4 separate regions of the Homo sapiens genome follow, and regions 1, 3 and 4 are each linked to region 2. The links are chromatin contacts, found by Hi-C or POLR2A ChIA-PET in ENCODE. All regions are on one chromosome and are shown on one strand. Each heading gives the region's core, a stretch centred on a gene start or an enhancer-like site at or near the end of the contact. The rest is flanking DNA. Distances are from core to core; before and after follow the strand shown. Region 1 overlaps RERE (arginine-glutamic acid dipeptide repeats). Region 2 holds the start of LINC02606 (long intergenic non-protein coding RNA 2606). Region 3 overlaps RERE (arginine-glutamic acid dipeptide repeats). Region 4 overlaps RERE (arginine-glutamic acid dipeptide repeats).

Evidence for each region. Hi-C counts contacts between places; a loop is a spot of excess contacts on that map. ChIA-PET counts read pairs that join two places held with the same protein, here RNA polymerase II (POLR2A). Pooled maps may share reads with other maps.
Region 1: a loop to region 2 is called in a pooled map, with 6 times the contacts of the local background. The contact joins the enhancer-like site here to the promoter of LINC02606 in region 2. A Hi-C loop is called at or near these places in 1 of 37 single-sample maps with no recorded cell type and 8 of 50 pooled maps. POLR2A ChIA-PET finds 5 or more read pairs at or near these places in 1 of 52 experiments (activated T-cell).
Region 3: a loop to region 2 is called in a pooled map, with 12 times the contacts of the local background. The contact joins the enhancer-like site here to the promoter of LINC02606 in region 2. A Hi-C loop is called at or near these places in 2 of 37 single-sample maps with no recorded cell type and 4 of 50 pooled maps.
Region 4: a pooled map shows a loop between it and region 2 (4-fold over the local background). The contact joins the enhancer-like site here to the promoter of LINC02606 in region 2. A Hi-C loop is called at or near these places in 2 of 50 pooled maps. POLR2A ChIA-PET finds 5 or more read pairs at or near these places in 2 of 52 experiments (PC-9 and activated T-cell).

The regions. Positions count from the first base shown.
Region 1 is chr1:8,702,058-8,704,757 of GRCh38, reverse strand. The region is part of intron 1 of RERE (arginine-glutamic acid dipeptide repeats); the gene reads left to right. Among named protein-coding and RNA genes, the nearest start is that of RERE, 110 kb to the left of the region's middle. RefSeq lists a silencer at 1,105-1,724. Within about 2 kb of position 1,362, at least 32 of the 41 ENCODE cell types and tissues checked have a DNase peak (open chromatin) inside an H3K27ac peak, as active enhancers do.
Region 2 is chr1:9,427,675-9,430,374 of GRCh38, reverse strand. LINC02606 (long intergenic non-protein coding RNA 2606) reads left to right here and starts at 1,379. Exons shown (of 2, transcript NR_104622.2): 1 at 1,379-1,453. RefSeq lists enhancers at 1,134-1,223, 1,284-1,513, 2,012-2,646.
Region 3 is chr1:8,474,805-8,477,504 of GRCh38, reverse strand. All of the region lies in intron 10 of RERE (arginine-glutamic acid dipeptide repeats), which reads left to right. Among named protein-coding and RNA genes, the nearest start is that of SNORD128, 19 kb to the left of the region's middle. Within about 2 kb of position 1,289, at least 3 of the 41 ENCODE cell types and tissues checked have a DNase peak (open chromatin) inside an H3K27ac peak, as active enhancers do.
Region 4 is chr1:8,762,785-8,765,484 of GRCh38, reverse strand. All of the region lies in intron 1 of RERE (arginine-glutamic acid dipeptide repeats), which reads left to right. Among named protein-coding and RNA genes, the nearest start is that of RERE, 54 kb to the left of the region's middle. RefSeq lists an enhancer at 1,365-1,414. Within about 2 kb of position 1,409, at least 4 of the 41 ENCODE cell types and tissues checked have a DNase peak (open chromatin) inside an H3K27ac peak, as active enhancers do.

The DNA.
Region 1 (2,700 bases), core at 113-2,612, 730 kb after region 2:
ATTTCTATGTCCTGTAGAATAACTTGATTTGTCTTTAAAGAGAGACCAGCAGAGTTATCTTTAAATAGCAAACATGCATGTGCATGTCTGTTTGGCTGTCTGTGGCAACAAAGCAGGACCCCTGGGTTCTATTCAGCCTGGCCCCACCCCCATCTTGTTGAGAGACTATAGGCAAATCACTTTAATCTGTCTAAATTTCTCTGTTTATTGGAAAGAGAGTACCTGATAATGCAGCCACTTTATAGGGCCTTGGAAAGTCTAATTAACATTTATGAAGCTATTTGAGAGTTCCATGAAACTTGCCTGGAAGGGGAAAGGTGTAATAGTGAAGATACCAGAAGTAATCATTTAAATTTTCAGCTTGTACCTTTCTAATTTGGGTTGACACTGAGTGAACTTAATAGTTAGAATTTGTATTTTATAGGAATACATTTAAAAAATTCCTATACAATGTCTTTGGGAGGACAAAATGATCTTGGCTATCACCACTAGAGAATACATGCTTTAAATGTACTTTAATTTTAATAAAATTTAGCAAGTTGATATATATATTTTTTACCAGAATTAATTGTGGGTGGGTAAGAAATTAGTTTGAAATTAACAGTTGGTAATCTGTTAAGATTCACATAAAAATTGAATTAATGAGGGAGTTTGGAATCTGGTAGCTGGTAGGTTATATGTTTATTTAAAGCCACATGGTAAGGAATGTGCACTTATTTTGCTTCCTTATTAGATGAATTTCAATCATGCACAATTTAAGCTATGTCTTGTCTAACAGATGGATCTTTATTTACTTGTGGAAAAGGGATTGGTGAGATTTTTAAACAAATGGCTTGCAGAGAATTCTTAATGTGTAAGGAAAACTGGGGTCAGAAGTGTTCTTTGACACGAAACAATGCTGCTTTCTCCCGGTGCATCTTTGAAATAAATGTTTAGCTTGTCTGTGATTGTTGGTTGTTTCATCTGCATTTATTAGACGTCAGAGGTGGTTGGCATTAATATTCCTGGCAGAAGCAGAGGCAGCTCTAGGATGTGTGAAATGCTGATCACTCACAGGGATGCGCTGCCTCTTTAATATCTTGCTTGCAGATGCATTTTCTAGCTGACCACGCTATTAAGAGCTGCCATCAATCACGCAGGCTCCCAGTTCCGGCTGTCGGAGGGGAGGGAGGATTGGAGCGGGTGGAGGCTGGCCAAGCAACGAAGGAGATAAAATTGCAGCTGGCATTGTGTGTGCGCGCGCCCGCGGCGGCGGCCAGCAGGGGTGCGCGCGGAGCGGGCTGGGCTCCAGCCCGGGTTTTGCCGGCCGCCGCCGTCGCGGGGAGTCTGCTCTTTCTCTCCCGGCGTCTGGGTCACCGGCATGTGGCAGTGCTGGCCCGGCCTCCCGGGCTGAAGGAGTGCGAGCTGAGTGCCGCGGCCGTGGGCAGCAGGCTCGGGCCAGGGCGGCCGCCTCCCTAGCCGCGGGCGGGGCCCCGCGCGGCCACCGCCTCCCGGAGCCGCCAAGCCGCCGGGACCTGCGCCCGCGCCGCGGTGCCCTGCGGCCGCTCAGGCCTCCTTTTGTTTTAGCAAGTGCACTTCACTCCCCGGGCCCCCACCTGCCCGCCTGCGCCGCCCCTTTCCGCGGGTCCGGAGTTGGCGGGGCCCTGCGCCGGAGGAGGAGGACCAGGCCCGCGGGCTCAGCTCTCGCCGCCAGCGGGCCGCAGGCAAGTGGCCGGCGGCCTCGTGCGTCGAGGGGGACGCGAATCTCGGGCCAGAAAGTTGGACAAGTGCGGGCGGGGGGCTCGGGGTGGGTGCACGGAGTGTTCCAGCCGACCCTAGAAAGATGGAACTCGGGTGTTCCTAAGAATGATGATGGCTTTCCAGGAACGGGGAGTCAGTATTTGCCGTGTCCCATTGCATTTCTGTTGGGCTCACTAGTTTTTAAGTAGCCCCAAACTCTTGAAATCTCAGTTAATTAAATCGAACAGAAAACATTTTTTTGAGGGGGGAGAGAAAACACTATTTAAAAATACATGTATATGTATATATTTTTATTTTTTTCTTCTGAAAGGAAAGTGCTTTTGAAGCCGAGTATAATGCAGAAGTCGCTCTTTGATCAGAAACTTCATTGCTTTACTGTGGAATAAACAAGTTTAAAAATAAAATGAATTTGATGGACTTGATTTGAGGCTACTTAAGTGACAAATGAAATTTTCTTCTTGGACCGAACTACTGTTATTTTGCCAGAGTAGCTAAAATGCGGAGGTACTCTTGACGATTGTTTTACGTTTAAATTGTTAAAAGAATTTTTTAGTGTGGGATGCTGTCTTCCTTGTTTCTCCTCTCTTGTTTACTCAACTCTTGTTTTCTGAAACTGTAGGGAGACCTGCTTGACCACTTTTTGTTTGCTGAGAAGGAAACTCCTGTAATAGGTTACTTTGTTTTACTTGCAGCCCTTAAGCGTCCCTGGCGCACATGTGCCCCGCGCTCTGTGGGCATTGTTTGGCTGGAGGCCTCTCAGCCACACGGAAAATCTAAAAAATGGTCTGTGAATGAACACGGGTGTCTACAGAGAAATTCCATTTTCCCTTTGTGCCTCTGTGTTTTAAGATTGAGACACTGAGTAAAAGTTGAGAACAGATTTAACAAAGTCCTCACAATTCTGTGCCAAAATTACTGTTTTGAGTTCTGGCTTTTTTTTTTTTTTCCTCTTTCTGGAAA
Region 2 (2,700 bases), core at 130-2,629:
TAAGGGAGAGAGCCCTGGGGATAACTGAGGACAAGTTCCAGGCAGAGGTAAAGGCAAGTTCAGGATCCCAGAGGCAGAAGCAAGCCTGGCAGAATGGCCACTGTGGCTGGTGTTAAGTGAGAACGGAGACAAGAAAGGAAAGGTCTAGAACAGAGGCCTGGCCGTGTGGAACACTTCTAGCCATGGTAAAGGTTTGGCTTTTACTCTGAGACAGGAGGCCTGGTAGTTTTTGCACAGAGGAGGCACATGATATGACTTTTAACAGAATTACTGAGGTTGTTATGTAAACACAGACTGACGGGGTGGGAGCAGAGGAAGGACCAGCTAGGCAATTACAATAATCCAGGTGAGAGATGGGGGCTTGGTCTAAGATGCTGTTAGTGGATACCGGATTCTGGGGAAAAAAGAAAAGCCAATAGGATCTGCTGACAGATTTGACACGGGATGAAGAACTCTAAGTTTACAGCCTGAGAAGCCAGAAGGATTTTTCTTGAGGATGAATTCCAGGCTGGAGCTATAAGGAGGGGAGTCATCAGCACATAGTCTTTAAAGCCATGAAACCCGATGAAATCATCAAGAGATTAAGCGAAAAGAAAGAGAAGTCCAAGGAGCCAGTGCTGGGGGTACTGATACATTTAGAGGTCAGGAAAAAGAGGAGAGGCTAGCAAAAGAAACAGAGAAGGTGGGGCAGGGATGGAGGAGAAAAACAAGCGTGTGCACTGCCAAAAGCCAAGTGAAGAAAGTTTTGCGGAGGAGAGGGTGATAAACTGTATCAAAAATTGCTGATAGAGCAGGTAAGAGGAGGACTTGGGAGAGACTGAGTTTGGCTGGAGGGAGTTCAACAGAGTGGGAGGAGAGAGCTGGACAAAGAATATATACACTCTTCCAAGGAGTTACGGTATTCAGAAAGCGAAGGGATGGGGTGGGAGCTGGAGCCACCACAGGGTTCTCAGGAAGGGGGAAATTACATGTTTATATGCTGATGGGAACGATCCCTTCGAGAAGAAGTTAAGGCTCAAAAAGGTCAGGTTATCCCGGCACCAGTCTGGTCCAAACTCTTCTTCCCACCCCTAAACTACTGAAGTGATACATTTAAGTCTTCCCAGCCCTCCTGCCTTACACGAAATCCGATTAGGGCAGTTTGCATTTTTACTTTAATGGGGACATGTGATATTTAGCACCTTCGGTCAAGACGCCCCTCAAATAGGTTTTCGGGCTCTGCGTCCCAGCACGGCCTCCCGCGCGCTTTCGAAACGTCACCCTTGTCAGCTGTCCAGTTTTCCTCCAATCCCGCCTCGGGGGCGGGGCTGGCGCACCGTCTCTACAGCAACGCCTTAGCCAGAGGGTGCTCAGGTTTTCGGGACCGCGCGTGGCGCTCTCAGATGACGTCACACACCCGCGGCGCTTGCGTGACGTAAGCCCTGCTCAGTAAGAAGGCTCCGCAGGTCGGCAGGTAGGAAGAGCACTACCTCGCACACTGCGCATGCGCCACCTCGGGTGGCCTCAAGGTTGCTGTCGGGAGTTGGGTTTGAGGTCGGCTCCCTCTGGCTGCTGTCTCTTTAACCTGAACTAGAGAAGTCCTCCGCGATGCTGCAGTTTCCCGCTGGCTTTCTCGGAGCCACCTTGCGGGCAGATATCCGAGAATCAGAGTTCATTCTCTTCATCTTGCCCATCTCTTACCTCTGCTGGCGAGTTCTTCGTTGCATCCCAGTCTGAAAGTGCTAGTCGAACTCCCAATTTGCTGTTGCCCGCAAGCTTCCTCTAGCAGGTCATCTCCCTTCGAAACAGATGCTTTCAAATCTTGTGTCCTGGAAAGATTAGTAACCGTGCTCTTTAGCACTGGTGTTTGTAAGGGTAACCAGGCTACAACTGAGGACCTGAGAATTTCGGCTTTGAATCAAGTACTTGAGCTTTTACGTGCTAGGACCCGTGACTTTTGTTCACTGCTCGTGACTCTTTCTGTCTTCTTTCACATTTTTAGCCAGGATCCAGTTGGCCTTACTAAGTAAATGACCTCCAGAAAAATGAAGTATCGGCCAGGCGTGGTGGCTCACACCTGTTACCCCAGCACTGTGGGAGGCCGAGTTGGGCGGATCACTTGAGGCCAGCCTGGCCAACATGGTGAAACCCCGTCTCTACTAAAAATACAAAAATTAGCCAGGCGTGGTGGTGCACGCCTGTAATCCCAGCTGCTCCGGAGGCTGAGGCAGGAGAATCGCTTGAACCCGGGAGGTGGAGGTTGCAGTGAGTCGAGCTGGCACCACTGGACTTCAGCCTGACCGACGGTGAGACTCCGGCTCAAAAGAAACAAAAACAAACAAACAAACAAAGAAAAATAAAGTATCACTGTTCTAAAACTTAGAATTCCTTTACGTATTCATTGGCTGACATTGATTAAGCACCTATGCTTTTTTTTTTTTTTTTTTTTTTTGAGACAGAGTCTTGCTCTGTCAACCAGGCTGGAGTGCAATGGCGAGATCTCGGCTCACTGCAACCTCTGCCTCCCGGGTTCAAGCAATTCTCCTGCCTCAGCCTCCCGAGTAGCTGGGACTACAAGCACCCATTCTTTCCTGGATACTGTGCTGAACCTGGGGGCTACAGTGAGGATGACATCTGTCTCTGACATCATGGCACATTTAGGTGGTTAATTCAAGAAACATTGAAGTCCCACCTGTTTGCTAGGTACAGTTTAGATTATAA
Region 3 (2,700 bases), core at 40-2,539, 950 kb after region 2:
GTTTTCAAGGCTATGAGGATGCCAGGAGTAAGTGAAAACATATTTTAGTTTCCATTTGTGGTCCTGAACCATTTCCACTTGTGGCCAGACATAGGTCTTTCTCAGCTGACAAATAATTATTGAGAAAAGCAGCATAAACAGTCTAGGTTCACGAATGTGCCAGGAGCTTTTCTCCCTGTGGCCAGAGTTAGACTCATTGTGGGTCCTCAAGCTGAGTCTTCTTAGTAGATTATTGACTGCGTCTGTGGAGTCCTCCTGCCCCGGCAAGCAGCCTACACCCTCCGCACCCTCCCTTTCTACTATTCTGTGGCTGATCTCGCATTTATAAAAAAAGAAGTCAGGCTGTAGACATGTTAACTATGTAAATGATTAATTATCCATAATTGCATTTAAAGACCTGTGGCATAAACTTCAGCTTTCACAGAGACTTGAAAATTAAGAGGCACAACCTTAATCCCTAAAGTGTAAGTGAAGCCTGTGCAGGAGCCATTCATTTAGTGTTTGGCGTGGGGAATGTGGCTTAATTCAATGGTTTTATTGTTTTTTTATTTTTCTAAATTAATGTATTAACATTATTACCATTTGTTTATTCCTTTTTAGAAGAATATTCTATAATATTTTGCCTTTGAAAAAATCTTTGTTAAGTGAAGGAATGTTGAATACTGGAAAGTTCCAAAAATGACCTACCTCAGCCTCTTCTGTGACAGCGAAAGAAGCGAAGGACGCAGGTCCGCCCTGCCTCGTGTAGCCTGTTTTTACTGCAATAATAGCACTGCTTATTTCTCCTAGAATAGTGTTTTTTATGTGGTTGTTGCTGTTCATAAAGCATAGGCAAGTTAATCATATTATACTGGTTGTTGATTTTCAAAACCTCCCCTGTGAATGCATTTTAGATTTTCCAGACTGAGCAAATGTCATCCCCATCAGCTTTCATTTAGCACTGTGAGTGTTTTCATGGATGGGGATTTTTTTGTTAGTTTGTTTACATGTGTGTCTTTCCTCTTTTCTGAGCTGCTGGCTCCCTCCTTTCCTCCACCCACCCTCATCCCCTAGCCCCAAGTTAAGAAAAGACAGTGTGCTTGCTTTGTCACTGCAGCGGAAAAAGTCCCCGTACCCATTGCTCCCACCAGATTGCCTGTCCTAAACTGCCCCAGTAGCAACATTCTAGGGTAGGGACATCTTCCTAGAACATGGGTTTATGTTAGAATCCTCATGCTGCTACTTGCTAGGGAAGTGGCCTAGAGAAACATACTGAACCTCTGGATTTCATTTCCTCATTTTTAGTACTCTGGCTGTGGAAGAGAGGTGTGTGGAATGATGAAATCATAAAGACCTAACACAGTTCCTAGCACACTGTGCACTGCTCAGCAAATGTTGCGACCCCCTCCTTTCTTCCATGTGACTCCAGGGCTGGCGCATAATTCCTGGAACATTGTAGTTTCAGAAAGTGATGGAAAGAGGGAGGGAAGATTGGTTCAATAACTATATTTCCTTCTGAAAATTAACTAGACCTTTCTCTCAAGCCCTACCCTCTGCAGTTAAATTCTTTGTCTTTTCCATTATCCCTGAATTTTGCTCCCGTAAGACCATTCAGACAAATTTTAGCCTCTCTGGTACCTAATAGCATTATTTGAAATGATAATGGCCAAATAAAAATAAATATTGTGCTCTTAGTTTCAATTCTAGTTTTTTAACATTTACATGTTTCATATATATTGACTTGGCACTAGGTTATCGATGATGGAGGTATAAATGAAAATGTATTGACATTTGTGAATTATGGTTATAAGAAATTTTTCTTTTCTTTTTTTTTTTTTCTCTTGAGACAGAGTCTCACTCTTTTCGCCCAGGCTAGAGTGCAGTGGCGTGATCTCGGCTCACTGCAACTTCCGCCTCCTGGGTTCAAGAGATTCTTCTGCCTCAGCCTCCTGAGTAGCTGAGATTATGGGCACACACTACCATGCCCGGCTAATTTTTGTATTTCTTTTTAGTAGAGACAGGGTTTCACCATGTTGGCCAGGCTGGTCTCAAACTCCTGACCTCAAGTGACCTGCCCACCTTGGTCTCTCAAAGTGCTGGGATTACAGGTGTGAGCCACCACGCCCAGCCAAGAATTTTTTTTTTTTTTTTTAAGACAGAATCTCGCTCTGTCACCCAGGCTGGCGTGCAGTGGCGCGGTCTCGGCTAACTGCAACCTCCGCCTCCCAGGTTTAAGCGATTCTCCTGCCTCAGCCTCCCAAGTAGCTGGGATTACAGGTGCGCGCCACCACACCCGGCTAATTTTTGTGTTTTTGGTAGAGACAGGGTTTCACCGTGTTGGCCAGGCTGGTCTTGAACTCCTGACCTCAAGAGATCTGCCCACTTCAGCCTCCCAAAGTTCTGGGATTACAGGTGTAAGCCACTGCACGTGGCTAAGAAATTTTTAAATTTTGTTTTGAACATATTTCGGCAAGGTCTTTCTCACTTATCTTAATAGTCGAAATAATTAATTAAAACTATATGAAGAATTTTAAGATTTATTCCAAATACTTTTTTCCTTTCTCAGTTATTTTGACAGTTTCTTGTGATGTATAAACAGATATTTTGCATAGCAAAAGACTTTGATATCTAATATTGTTCTTCATGGACTGGAATTATTTAATTAGCCTGAATGCAGTCTAACTTAAGTAGGCTTTTTATATAGTTATTATAATGGCTATA
Region 4 (2,700 bases), core at 160-2,659, 660 kb after region 2:
ATTTACCTACTTAAATTGTACAATTCAATTGTTTTTTGTGTTCACAGAGTTGTGCAATCATCACTGCAATTTCAGAACATTTAATTATGCCCAGAAGAAATCCTGTATCCATGAGCAGTTACTCCTCATTTCCTCCTCTACTCATCCCCCAGCCCTAAGCAGCCCTTAATCTTCTTTCTGTCTTTATGGATTTGCCTATTCTGGACATTTCACGTTAATTGAATCATGTAGTCTTTTGTAACTGGCTGCTTTGACTTAGTATAATGTTTTCAAGGTTCACCCATGTGGTAGCATAACATCTGTACTTCATTCCCAATAAATGCCAAATCATAGTCCATTGTGTGGCTATGCCACATTTTATTTATTCACTAGTTGATGGACACTTTGAATGGTTCTACTTTTTGGCTGTTAAAAAAATGCTGTTGTGAACGTTCATGTACAAACTTCTGTGAGGATGTGTATTTGCATTTCTCTTGGGGTGACTTCCAAAGCCTAAGAGTGAAATTTTTGGGGGGTATGGAACCTCTGTTTAACATTTTGAGAAACTGACAAACTGTTTTCCAAAGTGGCTACACCATGTTACAATTTTACTAGCAATGCATGAACCTTGCAGTTTTTCCACATTAGCACTAATACTTACTATCTGGGTTTTGGATTGTAGCCATTCTGATGGGTGTGAAGTGGTATCTTACAGTTTTGATTTGCATTTCCCTAATGAGGTTGAGCCTCTGTCTTGTGCTTACTGGCCCTTTGCTTTTTTGGAGCCTTTGATCTTTTAAAAATAGAAATCTGGGTGAATTACGTCCCTGAGTAATGGCTGTGTGGTGAACATTCTTTTCTTCTTAGCCTGGTCACCTCTTGCTTGCTTCAGTTTACAGGTAATTTTCTTCAGGGAGCCTTCCTTGAACCCCGGCTGTTTGCATTCAGCCCACTCTGTTGTTGTGATTGTTTATCTAGACTTCCTTTCTGACCACACTAAGCATAGTTAACAGAGATTATACTTGGCATGGGATTGACTGGATGACTGAATACATAGATGACTGTAGCTTTTTTTTGTTTTTAAACATTTAACTTAAGAAAAAAATTCTGTCTTGGAGTTAGTACCCGAAGCAGTATTTCATGATTTTTGTGTGTTCCTTGTTTCCTCTCATTTTCCCGATGGCACTAAGGCACCTGGCTGGGATCCTATAGAGAGCGACACATTGCAGTTGCTCTCTGCATAGTAAGCTTCCCCCAAGAGTCATAGATGAGGCAAAACCCATGTGTACTCTGAGGCCAGGGCTGAGTGCATAAGGAGCAGCTGCAACTTGCCCTGGGGATATTCTTTGACCTGGAGGAGGCAGTGATGAGGGAAAGGGAAGACAGCGTGGGAACCATCTTGATAAGAAGCATGGGGTTCTGAGAAATAGCCTCCTAGGATTGGTACACTGCAGCTGGTGGCAGAGGTCTTCTTGACCTTGAGTTAGCTTTTTGAGTGAGAATAAATAACAGTCAACTAGCACCTTCACTTCCTGAATTATAGGAGGGACTTTTTTTTTTTTTTTTTAGACGGAGTCTTGATCTGTTGCCAGGCTGGAGTGCAGTGGCGTGATCTCGGCTTACTGCAACCTCTGCTTTCTGGGTTCAAGTGATTCTCCTGCCTCGGCCTCCCGAGTAGTTGGGACTACAGGTGCGCATGCCACCACACCCGGCTAATTTTTGTACTTTTAGTAGAGATGGGGCTTCACCATGTTGGCCAGGATGGTCTCTATCTCCTGACCTCGTGATCCGCCTGCCTCGGCCTCCCAAAGTGCTGGGATTACAGGCATGAGCCACCGTGCCCGGTCTTGTTTTTTGTTTGTTTGTTTTTTGAGACGGAGTCTAGCTCTGTCGCCCAGGTTGGAGTGCAGTGGTTCGATCTTGCCTCACTGCAACCTCTGCCTCCCAGGGTCAAGTGATTCCCCTGCCTTAGCCTCCTGAGTGGCTGGGATTACAGGCGTGCGCCTCCACATCTGGCTGATTTTTTTGTGTTTTTAGTTGAGACGGGGTTTCATTATGTTGGTCAGGCTGGTCTCAAACTCCTGATTTCAAATGATCCATGCGCCTCAGTCTCCCGAAGTGCTGGGATTACAGGTGTGAGCCACTGCGCCCAGCTGGACATCATTTTTAATACTGCATGGAAACTCTTGATTATGGGAGTAGATTTTTTTTCTTTTAGTTTTCAAGAAGTACCTCTTACTTATTTTTTTAAGGACGTCTTATTTCTGAACTGAGAAGTGAATTACACCCTATGATTTTTTGCAGAGTTGTACAAAAACAAATAGAATCTGGATTTGTTCCTATGGTTGTAACTTTACTGAGGTAAATATTATCTTTCTCCATCAAGCTGTCTAGAAATAATCTTCTGTTTTCATTTTCGTCCTCTAAACCTGCTATATATTGCAGATAGGAAATTTCTGAGTCACTGTTTTCTTTTTTAAGCTTACTGGACCCTAACTTCTTTTAGTCTTCCATGCCTAGATTTTTGCTGATTGAGGGACTGTGATAATTTTTTTTTCCTCCTTTGCTCAAGAGTGTGACTTTACTGTAGAAGGCAAAATACTAATTTTCCATGGTCCCAGGTCATTCTGGAATTTTGAGCTCCTAGTCTTCATTTATGTGGTGTAGTTTCTCCATAAGCCTTGCCATAAGGGGAAGAAAAAGAGGAGCTGACCTTATGGT